Regions from separate parts of the Homo sapiens genome. Here regions 2 and 3 are each linked to region 1. Evidence: chromatin loops called from intact Hi-C (ENCODE). Cell type or tissue: A673. All regions are shown on one strand. Each heading gives the region's core, and the rest is flanking DNA. Links, peaks and the distances in the headings are about the cores only. Region 1 has its middle 28 kb from the start of EEF1E1-BLOC1S5. Region 2 overlaps LOC100506207 (a long non-coding RNA gene). Region 3 overlaps LOC105374914 (a long non-coding RNA gene).

Region 1 (5,867 bases), core at 492-5,491:
GTAGCTTATGTGTAGGTGTTGGAAAAATACATTTACCTGGTGATTCTTGGCTATAGTTGGCTTCAGGTGTGGTTGGATGTGCAGTGATTTTGTGTACTTGAGGCCCTCTATCTTTTTTTTTTTTCTTTTTTTTGAGATGGAATCTCACTCTGTCACCCAGGCTGGAGTCAGTGGCACGATCTCGGCCCACTGCAACCTCCGCCTCTAGGGTTCAAGCGATTCTCCTGCCTCAGCCTCCTGAGTAACTGGGACTACAGGTGCCCGCCACCATGCCTGGCTAATTTTTTTGTATTTTTAGTAGAGACGGGGTTTCACTATATTGGCCAGGCTGGTCTGGAACTCCTGACCTCGTGGTCTGCCCACCTCAGCCTCCCAAAGTGCTGGGATTATAGGCATGAGCCACTGCGCCTGGCCCGAGGCCCTCTATCTTTGTTCTACCCTTAGCTGGGACCCAAGAGCAGCATGGCAGATGGGGAAAAGCCTGGTATCAAAGCCCAGGCTCCCTGTGGCATTCCCTTCCCTACCACATACTAGGAGTGTAGCCTGGATGAAGCTACTTCACATCTCTGTGTTCCAGCGTTTCAACTGTAAAATGGACTATTTCTAAAATAGTACTACACACCTGTAAAGTTAGTCATGAGGGCTAAAGGAGTTAATGTAAGTAGAGCACTTAGAACAGAGCCTGGCACCTAAGAAAGCGCTGTAGAAATGTTAGCATTATTAGTGGGCTGGATCAACCCACTCTGTCCCTCCATGGGGTGAGCATCCTGTTGGGATCTGCTGGGGCATTCCTGTCTGCAAATGGAATTGTGAGGTGGTTCAGTGAAGCTGCAGTTTCATTTAATTCCTGAAAAGGACTGGCACCAGGCCACTTTGAGCAGTGAAGTTGGTCTTCAGTAGTATTTGGTTCTTCCCATCAGTTTTTGAGTCTTATTCTTCTCTTTGTCCCAGTTGGCCAATGTCTTGCTGATCCAGATCCTGACAACAATGACAATGGGATGGGTCCACGCCTATCAGAACCAACACATACATAGTTCCAGTTTCTCATTATACTTTTTTTTTTTTTTTTTTTGAGGCAGAGTCTTCCTGTGTCGCCCAGGCTGGAGTGCAATGGTGCAATCTTGGCTCACTGCAACCTCTGCCTCCCAGGTTCAAGCAATTCTCTTGCCTCAGCCTCCCGAGTAGCTTGGACTACAGGCGCGTGCCACCACACCCGGCTAATTTTTTGTATTTTTAGTAGAGATGGGGTTTCACCGTGTTAGCCAGGATGTTTCATTTTACTTTAAATGTATCCAACCAAAGATCCATCCATCCACCCACCCACCCACTCACCCATCCATCCATCTATCGGTCCATCCGACAAACATTTATGGAGCAACTCCTACCTGCTAGGCAAATTCGAGGCATTGGGAAATGCTAGGAAATGGCATCATTTCTGTCTTCAAGAAGCTTGACATTGATATTGGGTTAATCCACAGGAAATGACACGAAATGCCGAGAAGTCTGGCATTTTGATAGGCTGCTAAGAGAGATATTTATGTCTTTTTCAGGGGCTATTTCAAAACCTTTACATGGTAACACGAAAAGCACCCTCTACTTATTTAAAGACATGATTTCTTATACAGGTATTTAAAAAGAGCATGAAGCTGGGACATTCTAAGAGCCAAGAAGTTAGGAAGGCAGTGAAAGGGGAGTAGGTATCGTGGATAAAAGTTAGAAGTTTAGGTAAAAATTGTGTGTCATAAGCTCTGCAGCTGGGACTTACCTGTCCTGCCCAAAACGAGCCAATAGTTGTGCACCAAGGCTCCTCAGCACAGCATGAGGACGAGGTGATGATCAGATCCTTCTTTCTGGCTGCAGGACCCAGGGTGCTATTGCTGCAGCTGGCGAGGATGATCACAGCACTGTCCAGACATCTCCAATGAGTAAGGCACCTGTCCGATGGTGCTGCAATGCTCATTCTATTTCCAGCAAGTTATTAGAAAAATGTGCGTAATCATTGTGTAAAATGCCAGCAGAGTTACCTTTGTGTGGTTTTTCTCACTTGAGATCTCAAAGTCAAGTCAAAATTCTTGAGGGGCTGTCCTTGTCCTTGGTAGCTGGATTCCCATCTCATTCAGTCCAATGTCTCCCACTACTTTCCAATGTGCAGCTTGGTTCTGTCAAGCTGCTCTCATTCTTCCTCACTAAAAATGACCGAATTCCCTTGGCCAGGTGTGGTAGCTCACACCTGTAATCCCAGCACTTTGGGAGGCCGAGGCGGGTGGATCATGAGATCATGAGATCAGGAGTTGGCGACCAGCCTGACCAACATGATGAAACCCTGCCTCTACTAAAAATACAAAAATTAGCCTGCAATCCCAGCTACTCAGGAGGCTGAGGCAGGAGAATTGCTTGAACCCAGGAGGTGGAGGTGAGCCAAGATCATGCCACTGCACTCCAGTTTGGGCAACAGAGTGAGACTCTGTCTCAAAAAAACAAAACAAAACAAAACAAAACAACCTCATTTCCACCTCGAGGCTTTCACTCCCCCTTCTCCCCCTTGATTAGTTACTTCTTTTTCCTTTCTCCCATACTTTTCTGGCTCCACTTAAAACTTCTTCAGTGAAGCATTCCAGAATTGCTTCACATCCTTTAATAACCTCTATTTCCCCCTGTGAATTTCCAGGCTACTGTGCACATAATTTGGATTACACAATTTAGTCTTTGATTACATATTGCATTGCAACGCTGGCTAGTTATTTTATGTGCTGGTGTGGTTAACTGATCGAGTAGGAAGCTTCCTGCTCCTTTCCTGCACATGTCCCGGCACCCAGCACAGTGCTGAGGATATAGTAGGTATCCAACGTTTGTACCAGTACATCTAGTATATACATTATTGCAGGTATGGATCCCAGCTTTTCAAAGTCTGAAGCTTATACAATTTGAAGAAGCCTTTTCCTGAAAGGAAAAGAAAAAGACTACAAGATGACGAATAAAAAATCAGGAGCCAAAATGAATATTTCGTGAATACATCGCCAAGGCCGCATTTTGGGGAAGAAGTCTTCACAGGAGAGAGACTCTGGAGCTCCAGCAGCTCTGAAATGGACAAATCTAGAGGTGTTTTTGGTCTTCACAATCCGTCTTCTCCATCTGTCACATACAAACTGAACATCAGGCCTCATTCTCTCTCCCAATGGCGAACCTTCCCTACCTTGGTAAACTGGCAAGGACCTCCCCTGATTTAGTCTGCGCCAGCTCATAGGACTGGGTGTGTAATTGCTAGGGAGGAAAATGGTGGTTGACAATTAAGCATCAACAGTGTCATTGATCTTTTGGGGAAGAGAAGAGGAGCTTGTAACAGCCAAAGTATCTACACATTTTTGTATTGTGTATTTATTCTATAAATGTATTTATGCCTTATATGGCATATGTCATTTAAACTGGAACAGGCAGAGTGTCAAGAGGCCAGGGCTGTATATTTATCATCTGAGCACGGTGCAGGGGGCTGAGCCATTTCCTCTCCATCTAAGCTGTTTTTTGGAATCTGACCAGCTGGTGTCACTATGGGACCGTGAATACAGGCATCTTCAGAGCTCTAGGAGTAGAAGAATTTTGGATTGGCGTTGTGGCCCTGGGAAAGGTAACCTTCCTCCCACCCAGCACGAGCCTCCGCCCGACCTCCTCTCTCCCTGTGCCTGCATAGTTTATAAAATTGAGAACTAGCGGACGGATTTAATTTTGATGGAGAATTACCTGTAGGCAAGAGGGCAATCAAACCCATACTGTTAAGGGGCGGGGGGACAAAGGTAATGAATCTGTTCTGTACGTTTAGCAAATGGAGAGTGTCAGGCTAATAATCCGTCAGCTCCTTTTTCCTATGCAATAAGCTTCCGTTACATCTTGTTAGGTACTACGAACTCAGCACTATCTATAAGGGGCTGATTAACCAAGCAGTGCCTTTTCCAAGCTTCTCATTTCCTGTGTCCTTTCTGCCACCTGCCCTTCATCTATTTGGACCATCAAGGAGTCCCAGGTGAAAAGGGGATTTCAAATCAGTCTCTCAGTCACCAAGTTTTAGCAAATTATGGAGGTTTGGTATGGGAGAAGCTCGAGAATAAAAGCTGAGAAGTGCTTTGGAATTCACTGCAGGTAGAAGGCATCTCTGCCTGCGTTTCCTGTCACTACTGCGAATCATGTACAGTCTTTCATGGACCACGGGGGATCAGATAAAGCTCTCCGAGTTTAAATTTCGTTAAAAGAAGAGTCCTGCTGACCCAGGGTCGTTAACTGGCTATCCCCAGTTTGCCAAGGCTGCCATAATGAAGTACCACAGACCGAGCGGTGTCAACAGCAGACATTTATTTCCTGACAGTTCTGGAGGCTGGAAGTCCAAGAGGAAGGTGCAGGCAGGGCTGGGTTCTGGTGAGGCCTCTGTCCTTGTCTTGTAGATGGCACCTTCTCACTCTGTCCTCATGTGGTCTTACCTTTGTGTGCTCCCATCCCTGCTACCCCTTCCATGTCCACATTTCCTCTTCTTACAAAGACACAAGTTAGCTTCGATTAGGGCTCACCCCACTGGCCTCATTTAACCTAATCACCTCTTTAAAGGCTCTGTCTTCAAATACATCTCATTCTGAGGTACTAGGGGTTAGGGCTTCAACATAAGAATTTGGGGGAAACATAATTTAACCTCTACCCCTGTCCCCATCCCTTCACTGGTCTGGATTGAAGTTGACCAGCTTGAGATGCTGATTATCTGACTGAAATGTGTCTCCTTGGCTTTTATTTTATTTTATTATTATTTTTTGAGACAGGGTCTGGCTCTGTCACCCAGGCTGGAGTGCAGTGATGCGATCTCGGCTCACTGCAGCCTCTACCTCCTGGATTCAAGTGATTCTCGTGCCTCAGCCTCCTGAGTAGCTGGGACCACAAGTGTGCACCACCACGCCTGGCTAACTTTTTGTAATTTTTGTAGAGATGAGGTTTTGCCATGTTGCCCAGGCTGGTTTCAAACTCCTAGGCTCAACCAATTCACCTGCCTCAGCCTCCCAAAATGCTGGCATTCCCTTCAGCTTTTACGTGCCATTCTGAGTAGCATGGTTCATACTTGCCAACAGCCCATGATCCTCCTCTTCAGAACCATGAGAACATAAAGAATTTCTTCTTGATGCCCAGAGACCCTTCCTGAAGACCACAGAACCTGGGAGGACAGAGGGACCTGTTCAGGTGACAGGACCTAGGGCCTTGCCCAGGGTTCCTAAAGAGTTTTTGATTGATCCCAGGGTTCCCTAGCTTGGTCTTCTTTCTTTTGTCTTCAGGCTTTTGCTGGAGTGCACTGGTGCGATCTCAGCTCCCGCAACCTCTGCCTCCTGGGTTCAAGCAATTCTCATGCCTCAGCCTCCCGAGTAGCTGAGATTACAAATATGTGCCACCACACCCGACTAATTTTTGTATTTTTAGTAGACATGGAGTTTCATCATGTTAGCCAGGCTGGTCTTGACCTCCTGGCCTCAAAAGATCTGCCCACCTCAGCCTCCCAATGTGCTGGGATTACAGGTGCGAGCCACCGCGACCAGTCTTCAGGCTTTAGATATGCATTTTAAAGAAATTTTTCTGCCAAGATGTTGTAAAGTTAACGTATTGAAAATAAAGTTGATGCAAAAATAATTGAATTCACAATGTATTTTTGCTATGCAGTACAGAAAGCTTTCACCTTTTACCACATAAAAATAAAGCAATACAAATTAAAATAATGTGCAGATATATGCTCTTATCAAATTAGCAAGTAATAATGTTCATGCTAGAAAATTTAGAAAGTATAAATAAACAAAAGGAAGAAAAATCAATTATATATAGCTCTTAATATAGGGTTATTTATCTCTACT
Region 2 (5,867 bases), core at 365-5,364, 580 kb after region 1:
AGTAACACGCTGTTCAGATTCGTAACTCAAGAGCAACCGACTCTATCACATAGCCTAGGTATGTAGTAGGCTATACCGTCTGGGCTTGTGTAAATATACTCTATGATGCTCCCACAATGACAGAATTCCCTAAGGACACATTTTTCAGAACATACCCCTGTTGCTAAGTGATGCATAGCTGTATATCTTCTCCACTTGACTACAAACTAAATGATGATCCAAATGGAATCTATTTTTTTTTTTTTTTACTGTCATATAACTAGCTCTTTAGCACAGCACCTGACACATAGTAGGTACTCAAAAGATGTTTGGAACTTCCTCCAGTATACATCTATATTTATTTTTCCAGCATACATAGAACTTTAGTTGATTACATCATTCATTTATATTTTTATGCATTTAAATTTACTTAAACATTCATTTATTCTACAAACTTTTATTGAGCTCCTAGTATGTGCCAGTGAACATTAGGCCATGTAGTGGTGCCTTAGAAATAAAAGACAGATTCCCTTTTCTTTAAAAAAGAAGACAGAGAAATATAAGAAAATCAGCCTGGGAAAAAACCACCTGGGAAGCTGCTTGAAATACAAATACTAGGCCCCTCCCCAGGCCTACTGGGCAGAGACTCCAGCAACCTATGTTTTAACAAGCCTCCCTGGGAGTCCAAGGCCCACACTGTAATGTGAGAGACGCCTGGTACAGACACTGCTCTACCCTCTTCCCCAAGGCAGATTTCCTCCATCTGAAAGTACTACCAAGTCCAGAGTAAAAACTAACCCAGTTGTAGTTCTGAGGTGCAGGATTCAGTCTCGCATCTGCAAAGCTCAGAGTGGTGCCTTCTTAGATCACTAGCTGACCCCTTTAGGGAAAGCCTGTGCCAGAATAATCCTCTAAGCATTGTTCTGACCTCCTGCTGGCTTCCTGTGGTTTTCCTCTATTTTGTGTCTCCAAAGTCTCATAGATGAACTTACTTAAATTATATGGTATATAGACTTAATTAATGGTAAGGAAAGTAGAATTCACTAGTTTAAAGGGAAAGCAATAGGAATGAATTTAGTACATATTTTCAGCAAGAAGCATGGTGGTGTTAAGTCAGAGACATCAGTTTGAACATATTAAAGGCCATTCTTTTGCTCTGTCAATCTCATGGCTGTTGACTCTAACTTTAATGCATAGTATCTTGAAAATATGTGACTATAATCAAAATGGAAAGAAATGAATCTACATACATCAACATAGATCCTTATTTCCTGAAATATTCGGAACCTACATATACTTACACACACACACACACACACACACACACACCCCGCACCCAAGCACACAATTATTTTTGTTTGTTAGTATGTGGTGTTCTTTTACAAATATATTAATGAGCTATTTTTAAGGTTTTAAAAATGGTTTGCTTTGTAATGGGTGGCCTAAAAGTCTTAGTTTTACTTCTCTGGAAATTCTGACTTTTCCCTTATTGCTCAGTTGTGGTTTTTCAGCGAGGAAAGTTTTGCTATTTTCCAACTTAAAGCAAATAAATTTATCTTATAGTTTGTTCTATTTTGTATACCTTCTCAAAAACACATTTGATAGCAGTGCAAATGCTTTTTGAAAATTAAAATAGTAAAAGTACCACAAGGACTTCAATTAAAAACATCTCGCTTTGCCCTGTGTGAGCTCTTTTCTATTTATCAGGATGTTATTTAAAGTTGGACAATTAATGTAAATGCTCTCTGGAGAACTTAAGTGCTTCCGTGTAGATAGGTGGAATTTCCTAGGAAATTCCAGAGACTATCAATCTATCAGTCTGTCATTCAACAAATGTTTCAGCTGCATGAAAGATACAGCTTTAGATTCTAGGTGCAACTGGAAGTGACACTTAAATTAAATGGAAAAATATGCATGCAGAGTTAAGTTACAGTGTTAATATTAATGATCATTCACTTCTGTGTAGCTTTTTTGGTAAGTTTTTAAATTTTATTGACTTATTTGACAACTAAAAACTAAATATTTGAGGTGTGCAATTTCATGATTTGATGGATATATGTATAATCACCACAATAAAGCTCATAATATATCCATTACCTCAGATAGTTTTCTTTCTTTCTTCCTTTTTCTTTTTTCGATGAGGAGGTGGTGAGAATACTTAAGATATATCCTCTTAGCAAATTTCAAGTTGTATAGCTTACTTAAATTATTTTCTTTCAACCTATAAGGCAGGAAGGGAAATAATTATTATCCCCATTTTCAAATAGAGAAACAGAGGCTGAGGTTTGCAGACATCAAGTGCCTTATCCAAGGTCATGCATCCTTATGCTAAGTGCCAAAGTCATGATGAAGACTAGCTCTTTGGAGTTCTAATACAAGACTTGTTTATGACTTCCCATTGCCCCTTTAAAAAACAAAACAACAACTAATTGATGGTGCATGATAAATGATAAATACAGTTATATCAGAAAAATGCTTATTTTTTGTGGCAGTGATGACTGGGAATTCCCTCCCTCTATGAAGGAGAGAGTGAAGCACTGGGTTTTGGGCCAATTTATCTAAAAGTGAAAGAGCCTGGTCTTGGGGAAATGATCAGTGGTGGAAGGAGGAAATGCACATGCAAGGCCCGCAGTGGATCAGTGTTCTGCGATGATTGAAGGCGCCCTTGGACTTGGATGGGCATCCTGACATTGTCTAGTCCTGACTGTTCATTTCTCAAGATTCTTGTTAGCTGCCAAGGTCTAGTAGGATGAGACCACATTAATGTCAATGAAGTCCAGTCAGTTCGAGACAGCTTTGTTTTTCTACAATTAAAACAATGAGGCAATGACTCTCAATCATGATCTCTTGGGTCTATTTCCCCTGGATACTAACTAATGGTGGTTCCAATTCTTTTAAAACAGACTATATTTTTTTTTTCTCACATGAGTTCACACACACAAATGCATGTGGTTTTGGTCCACATGCATTTCATATGACTCTGAAGTATAGCGTTATTGGTGAACATAAAAGCAATCAGACTTGATTACCGTTCAAGAGGGACTCTGAAAAGAGCATCCACGAATAATGCCCTGGACTCCTGGAAAGCTTGGTGTATCATTCCTTCTTCTTTTTTTTAAGAGCACTGGACCTTAGACAGTAGATGGCAGTGTGAGATGGGAAATTTAAGTCTTGGCAGCGATATGCTTGAAACCAGCCCAGTAAAAATGGCTTTTTGACTTGGAAGCATTTATGAAATGAACTTTCAGTCGGAGTTTTGTCTGACAGCCAGGATTCCACCCTGCGAGGTGTTGGCAACCCACAGGTGAGGCTGTGTAAGTGCTTTGTTTGAACCGAGGCTGTTGCACTGCTCGGAAGCAAGGTGGGGAGCATTTGAGCAAAATCATTGTCACAGAGCCAAGCAAACTGCCACTCAGGTCTCTTGGCACTCCTGTTCCCCCTGGCATAGTTAGAGCCACTCCTCTTTGCCTTTCTGGGAAATTCATTGTGTTTAAATCTAATAAGTAGAAGCTTTGATATATCCAAAATGTTGTTGCTGCTTCAGGTATTTACTTAATCTTTCCTTTCCTTTCTATCCTAAACCCCTTAAAAGTCTGAAGCAGTGAGTGAGGGAGTTTCCAAACTGAAAAGCAAATTAGATTATTCATGGGAGAATTGCTCAATCTGAAAGTACACTATTCCCCATGGCTTATCAAATGATGGATTCTATTTAGAATCTTTAAGAAATCATGGAAAATAGGGCAGTGTTGAAGCAGGTTTGGGTGTCTCTTCTATTAAAGACTCTTGACAGTGGCAGGATTTGGTATCTACAGTTACCTGGTAAACCTGGATCCCTCTAGAACACCTTATAACACGCAGGTGTATTTTAAGCACAGAAGAAGTAGCATAAAACATTTGTTTTACACAATATTCTATTTCATAGAGAAGAGGTTAGAGGATCCTTGCTGCGCATGCAGTCACTGAAGAATCAGAATAGGGTCCATAATGAGTGTATCCTAAAGTTAGTAATTATTCTGCTTCTTGAACCTATCTGAAAACTACATTCCCTTAATTTAGGTATAATTTCTAGACTAGCTAAATCTCAGCTTTTATGTGATATAATATACATTACTTAACCCTCCATAAGATCTTGTTTTCCCAACTGTAGAATGAGGATAATAAAAGTACTTGCTTCATAGAGCCTGTTATACCATAAATATTGCCATTATAATACAGTTTGCTATACAACAAATATTAGCCATTATTATTACATATATGTTGATGAGTGCAGGCATATTTTCAAACAAAATTACTTTCTCTCCACTTCCCGAAATAATTCAAGAGGATAGTGAACACTAGTAATACTCTAAGTCAAACAAAATTAAGTAGATAAGTCTGCTCAAAATATACTGTGTACACAATTAAGTGCAGGAAAATTTAAGACTACCTGTAAAAACACTCATTTTCATCAATATGCTTCAGAGGAGAAGAATAGAATGTTACACAAGCCTCCACACACATACTGTGTATGCGCATTCACATGCCCATATATTTTCATTCATTACTTAAAACAGTGCTTTGGTTAACCAGGTGTGGAGACACATTTTCAGGACAAGAGAAATAGAAGCATGAGAATAAAGTATTGCCAGAAGTCACATTCACCTCTTCTTTTTAACAGGCAGAATTTCTGTTTATCAAGTGAGATTGGGGTCAAAGCTTGAAGGGGTAGAGTGGGCATAAAAATGGTCATGGGCCAGGCGTGGTGGCTCACGTTTGTAATCCCAGCACTTTGGGAGGCTGAGGTGGGTGGATCACTTGAGGTCAGGAGTTCAAGACCAGCCTGGCCAACATGGTGAAACCCCATCTCTACTAAAAATACAAAAATAAGCCTGGCATGGTGGCAGGTACCTGTAATCCCAGCTACTCAGGAGGCTGAGGCAGGAGAATGGCTTGAAACCGGGAGGCGGAGGTTGCAATGAGCTGAGATCGCGCCATTGCACTCCAGCCTGGGTGACAGAAAACGACAACAGCAACAAAACGGTCATAACCATCCTAAAACTGGAACCTTCTTTTGAGAGAGAAGTACCTAAGTTAATCTGGAGGAAAAGTAAGTTGAGAGTGATTGACCTAGTGAATTATGGTTAAGTATCAAGAAGTTACTTCCCAACTCCACTACTTTTCACTTTCTTATATTTTCCTCAAGTTGTTTTTTCATTTCATTTTTTGTTTGTTTGTTTGTTTAATTAACTTTACTAAGGCGATAAGTCTGCGTTCTTTCCCAGGCTCTTCCAGGTTTTGAGATCTTGGGAAATTTACTGAATGTCTCTGTGTCCTCACCTATAATAATAAGAAATAATAACACCCCAGCTTGTTGTGAGATGAGATAAGCAGATACATGTAACACCCACCAGTCCAGTGTGGGGCATAAGGTAAGCTCTCATCCCATAAAAGCCAGAGATAAAAAGGATCATTTGACTTGGCATTTACAGAATTAGAAAACTACATGATGTTTGAAAGAAGCTCAGAGTTAAGCAACGCCTCTTATTTTACAGATGAGGAAACGAATGGCTAGAAAGGTTAAGTAAAGATTGGTAACACTGCTTGCATTAGTCAGGATTCTCCAGATAAACAGAACCAATAGTATTTATTTATTTATTTGTTTATTTAATCATTCATTTATTCATTACAAGGAATTGGCTCATATGATTGTGGAGGCTCAGACATCCCAAAATCTGCAGCCAGCAAGCAGGAGACCCAGGAGAGCGAATGTTGTAGCTCCAGTCTGAAGATCGTCCAGCCTGAGACCCAGGAGGAGCCAATGTTTCAGTTTGAATCTGAAGGCAGGAAAAGACTGATGTACCAGCTCATGGCAGTCAGGCAGGAGCAGTTCCTCTTACTAGCAGGAAAGT
Region 3 (5,867 bases), core at 306-5,305, 840 kb after region 1:
AAGGGTGATGACTTCCAAGTATTTCACACTTCAGAGCGTTTTAGCTGAAATCATAGTCATTCTTTTTTCTCCTCTAATTCTGAAACTCCAGTGATTTGCTAGATAGGCTATTTGCTATTGTTCCACAGAACATGGGAACAATATGCTTTCATTTCACTTTTATGTTTACGTTTTTATTTTGTTTTCTACTTTGTATTTTTATTTCACTTTTTTCTCCTTTTATATTAGTTTGTATATTTTCTATTGTCCTACTTTTAAGTTCACTGATTCTTTCCCTCTGTCTACCCTATTCATAGGCCTCTAAAAAATTCTTTATCTTTAATATTTTATTTTTCATTTCTCACATTTCTATTTGACTTTTTTATTTTATATAGTTTTCATCTCTTGGTGAACTTTCCTATCTTGTCATAAACATTGCTCCTATATAAGTTTAGTGTGAAAGTTATCTGAAATTAAACACATAGCCAAACAGGATTATTAACTTTTGTTAGAAGCACATATACTAGTAATTTATTTCTTTATAAAAATAATATAACCAAGACTTAGTCTATCAATGGTTAATTTACCAGTAAGATTTTGTTTGAATCTAAATAATAATTATAAAGAAAATCAACATTACGCTTTACTGGTAAAACTGGATAGAAGCCATTTTATGAAGGCTTTGGATAGGCAAAAATTATTTATGTATTTGTGCTAACATTTTCCAGGGAAAACTTGGTCATTTCCACTCAGTAGAGACAGATTTTTATAGGAAAAGAAATTGTAAAAATATTCTGCCTTTGGGGCAATTGTAAAAATGTTTTAATGTGCCTCAGCTGGAAATTTCTGTGTTTTGCCAAATTAAATGATCATTTTCTCCCTGCAAAAAGTGTCTTTCATGTTGGAAAGGATTTGAGAATAGAGTGTATTTGAAAACTATGTAAACCATTTTTGAATTTTCACTGTTTGGCATGAAAATGCTGATTTTTCATCTTAGCTTTAGCTATCAATGTGAGGATTCCTTTCAATAAAAAAAGGTGAAAAAAATTACCCACCTTAAGTTGCAGGAATAACAATATACTTTAATTTGCAGTAGAAAATGGGTGGTTGATTATACCTCTTCCCTGAAAAATTTTGAAGAACTTTAAAGAAAGTTTTACTTTTGTTCTTCCTCCAGTGGAATAAAAACAAAACAAAACAGTGTTTCTGTAATACTGTTTGTTGAAGATTTAATAATTAGACTTCAATTATGATTTATTTTCTATTTAACCAAATAAAAGCAGACTCACTAAGTGTCAAGTGGGTTTACAGTTGGTTGAATTTCTTTTTAGATTTTTTCTGATTTATTCTAAACTTAATAACCTAATACCTTAATATCACAAAACTATATTTTTTCTGATACTGTTATAATCTGATAATAGATTTTTAAAGTTGTCAAATATTATATCCTGCTCTCATTTAAATACTTTTCAGTGACATATACACTGTAATTGAAGGTGGTCATTTCTTCTCAGTAGAGACAGATTTTTACAGTTAAAAAAAGAGAAAGAAATACTGACTTCAATAAAGGGAATCACTGCATTACTTGAGTCTTAATAGTGTCTCTAAAGATGGAGGGCAAAGGCAGAAATTTCATAAAGTTGGGGGATCTGGTGTAAGTGGACTTTTCAGCATGTAAGTTGGATTGTGATTAGGTAAGGCTGATGCGCTAACAATGGAGGGTGGTGGACACAGAGATGTAAGGATTCTGAAGTGAATAATTCAAAAGTCGGTATTGGAAAGTAAGCAGCAAGCTTTTTAAAAGAAGTTTCTCTTATCCATACCAAAGAAGGGTATGCAAAAAACTAAGAGCTTTATTACAAATTAAATCAGGATAGCTCATAAATTTCACAATCAATAATTTTTTAAACAAAGGAATCTATTGCCCACCACGAAGGGATTTTTAAAAATCTAGCAGTAAGGTAAAAATGTAATTTACATTTTCACTCTTTTTTACATTTCAAATATATCTTTATTTATCATGCAGTTAATATCACACTAATCAAAATTTGTGGTTTTTATCAAAATATTTACAAAGGTAATGAGATACTTATTCATGGCTCTTAATGAAAGAGACAAAATACCTTTTTGTTCATGTATGACTTTACCTTGTATTTTGATTTAACAGCAGCAAATCCATTATTCTGAAAACCTAACTAGTTAAATTGTTTTTATGTCATTTACTGACTTTATGCTTCTGGATAAAGAAGGAAAAAAGAGAACTCAAAACTGGTAAAAATAATATAGCTTCTTAGCCTTCAGGGGGAAATTCTTTATTAAGATACACTTTAAATGCACTTCTGATAAGCTTCTTTCACAAACAGGAAGTCCATATAGAAAATAGGCATGCTCATTTGCAGCTTTAATCATAACACTTGTATTAATAGCATAAAAGGAAACCTCCAACACTTACTTTTAAAGGTTTTATTTTAGGCTTCTTATATTAATAAGGAATGGGGACACTGATAGCTCAAATTTTTCATGTTTAAAGGCTCATTTGCAAAAAAACAAAGTAAATGGGAGAAAAATAATTTATGCAAGCACTGCTAATCCAGCTGTTTTGCTTCTGGGCTTAATTGGATTTACCTAGCATTGATATTTGGTGTCAGCATGTGTTATATCATCAACACAAGCAATAGTTACCCAACATAAATGAGGCAATGAAGAGAAGTGAACGCCAAGATTACAAACCTCAAACCAAAGACAAAATATTATTTTATTTGACTCAATCTTAGCATAATTACTTTTTAGCCATGTGTGTTATAGACTTCCTGTATCAGCTTGATGCTGCTATCTTCTACATTTCTGTCCTTTATATCTATCTGCTAAATATAGGCAGTGAAGAAAACTAGTGTTCGATAAAATGACTTTAATAATGGTTACACATATCTTCTGCCTGGCCAAGTACTCCTATTAACTGTAAAAATGCATGCATTGTCTCTAAAGGTAGGAATGTGACACCTGAATTTCAAAGGCAGGTATACGTCATCGGTAACCAGGTCTTTGCTATTTACATGTAGAAAAATGAACTTAACCTTTAAAATTAAGCAATAAACAGCATGTTTAAGAAATAATTTGCAAATATATTTACTTACATATGTATATCTATTATTCCGTTCATCTGTGAGAATATTAAATGTCTTCAAGTGAATATCAGGAATATTTTATTTAGAAAATACATGTAAGAAAGATTACTATTACTTAAAGAAAAATATTTTAATAGAAATGTTTATGAATATATATGTATTTACTGTATGTATTCATCTCATATATGTATGTGTCAACCTGAAATATATTTTGTATATAAATACATATTCATATTACACATCTAAATGCATTCTACATATTTTGCCACATACCTCATACTCTTTCATCATTCCTTGCCCTATCTACCTTGTTTGAACACATAACCCATCCTTTATGTTAATACTCCTCATCTTCCTTTCCTATCCTAGTTTTCCTTTTTTTATTGCAGTTATCATCTCATGTGCTAAATAATGCATTGGTTTATTATATCTGTTGTTTACTGAGTACTGTCTATTTTGCTCTACTCTAAGATAAACTTCATGAGAGAGAGGATCTTCCTTTGATTCACGAAAATACCCCAGTTTTCTATAATAAAGCATGACATGAGTATTATAGGTGCTCAGTGACTGAATGAATGACTGGATATGTTACAAACATTATGTGTGTGTACATGTTTATATACGTCTGTGTATGTGAGGATATACACACACTCAGATATGTGTGTATTTAGACTTCTAAATCATAATTTTCCTATGACTTTTTCCTAATTTTCCTTCTTCTGGTGTTTAAGCCATCCTTCTCTTCTGTGTCATTTATGGAATACATAAGCTTAGAAGTTTAATTCAAAAGGTCCAGCATAGTTTCCTAATATTCTGACTTCAGAGTTACTTCAGAGTTCTAAGATATATAGTTTATCAAGCAAAATGATTAAAAAATAGTCTTTTTTATTTTCTCAGCTTTTGGATTGCTATCATAGTGCTCTGAGCTTGGTTGACCAGTATTTCTTCCAAGTCAAATCAAAGGGAAATTACTCTTGAGCTAAATGAAACAATCTGGATTGTATCCAATAGCATCTCCCAGTGAAATGGTCACTCTAGCTCAGCAGGATCCTCTGAGCCAATATAATTCAGATGAGTTTGAGTGAAATGCAAACATTATCATTCTGTATCAAATTAGGAAGGTATTATACACTATCATGTAAGTTGGCAAATCTAAGGTCCAAAAGACTCAGCTTCAAATATTTTTATCAACACTGGCCATGAAGTTGGGCTGCCAAAATTCAGTGAGCCGTGCAGGTGAATTTAACAGTATTGTGAATTGTATTATAAAAAATTAAATCTTTGTTCATTCAGGTCTCTGCCCAAAATGTCCCTCCTCAGTGATATATAACTAGTATCCTCTTCATGCACTTTTATATTGCCTGTTATAATTTATATTCATTTTGCCTATTTGATTTCTATCTGTTCTATTCACTAGAATATAAGCTCTGTGAAGGCAAGAACTTTGCATGCTTTGTTCATTCCTGACTGTCCAGTGTTCAGAAAAATATTCCTGATAAAGTGTAGGTGCTCATGTCATAGTTATTAAATCAATGAATGAATAAAAATAAGTAGCATGAGGAAGAAGATGTGCCTTCTAAAGAGCATTTTATTGGCCCCCAAGACTCTTCTGCATATGCACTCCAAAGGATACATAAAGAGCCCTGGCACTGAGCTTTTAAAATAATAATTCCCTTTTCTGAAAAGCATTTATAATATTTCCTAGAAACCACTCTGAAACGAGAAAGAATTCACATTTATCGCAAGTCAAGTGTGAGATAATTCAACACCTATGATTTCATAACTACATGCTTAGTCCTTAGAAATGGCCTGATTTTTGAGATATTTTGCTTTGGAGACACAAGGTTGAGTTTTAATATGAAAACCAAAAAAATAAAAAAAATAAATATGTTCCTGAGAAAATAAATGAGTGGAGAAGATTGCAAAAGATGCAGACCTTTGGTTGTGGGGCGAGAAAAGATCAAGGTTTCTATTTTAGACAAGTTAAGGTTAAGATGTCCCTTAGGGGTTCAAAAAGATATGTTGAGAATATATGGATATTTAAGCCTGGAGTTAGGAAGTTATCACCATATAGTTATTTAAAGCCATAAAAAGGAAGTGAATGTAGATAGAAAGAAGAGGTCTAAACATTGACCTCTGAGATACTCCTACATTAGGCAATTGGGGTAATTGCATTTACCAAGTAAGAATAGTTATAGGATTTACCAATAGGAATACTAAGAAGCAGTAGTAAGAGAAGTAGAAGGAAAAACAGGCAGCTGTGGTGTTCTGACCATCAAATATAGACGAATATTTGAAATGTTGGGATTGAAATGCTGGAATCTATATTGTTTTTAATGAGTTTTGAAAATATTCTATAAGTCAGTTTTAGATCTATTTATTTTTCATCATAAAAATGGCAAGCACATGACGGAAGTATTTGAAAGGACAAGAGAAATTAATTCATACTCAAACTCAGTAAAACAAGAGCAGAGATTTTCTGGACTACCTAAAAGCTACTAATTATTTAAGTCCTTTTGGTCATTTTCTTTTCATGCATGTTCTTAAATACTGAACTAATATTATGTGTAAAATTTTTATCAAGCTTATTCATTATGTTAAATCATAAGCATTTTAAACATTATTTCCTATTTACTACTGTTTAAAAAAATAAAGCAATAATAATCCACAAGGGGTTGAACTATATTTCTTAACTTCTTATTGGTTAGAATTTATCTTTCAAACAAAAAATATTTTTGATAACCAGTTGTGCCAGGTACAACA

The links. A loop is a pair of places that touch in the nucleus more often than their neighbours do. Peaks named below come from ENCODE experiments on the same cell type or tissue, not always from the same donor. Only the 100,000 strongest peaks of a DNase experiment are listed, where the experiment ranks them.
Region 2: a loop joins it to region 1, with 5 times the contacts of the local background. A loop is called at or near these places in 3 of 110 quality-filtered maps.
Region 3: a loop joins it to region 1, with 4 times the contacts of the local background. A loop is called at or near these places in 5 of 110 quality-filtered maps.

What each region holds. Positions count from the first base shown.
Region 1 is chr6:8,127,915-8,133,781 of GRCh38, forward strand. No RefSeq gene overlaps it. Among named protein-coding and RNA genes, the nearest start is that of EEF1E1-BLOC1S5, 28 kb to the left of the region's middle. RefSeq lists an enhancer at 3,428-3,477. In A673, for the core only: a CTCF peak has its summit at 3,527 (motif pointing right); a DNase peak (open chromatin) is centred at 3,547; H3K27ac peaks cover 1,035 bases.
Region 2 is chr6:8,704,961-8,710,827 of GRCh38, forward strand. All of the region lies in intron 3 of LOC100506207 (a long non-coding RNA gene), which reads left to right. Among named protein-coding and RNA genes, the nearest start is that of HULC, 56 kb to the left of the region's middle. In A673, for the core only: a CTCF peak has its summit at 3,117 (motif pointing right); DNase peaks (open chromatin) are centred at 851 and 3,131; H3K4me3 peaks cover 435 bases; H3K27ac peaks cover 980 bases.
Region 3 is chr6:8,971,251-8,977,117 of GRCh38, forward strand. The region is part of intron 2 of LOC105374914 (a long non-coding RNA gene); the gene reads left to right. Among named protein-coding and RNA genes, the nearest start is that of HULC, 320 kb to the left of the region's middle. In A673, for the core only: no CTCF peak of the experiment used is centred there; a DNase peak (open chromatin) is centred at 2,481.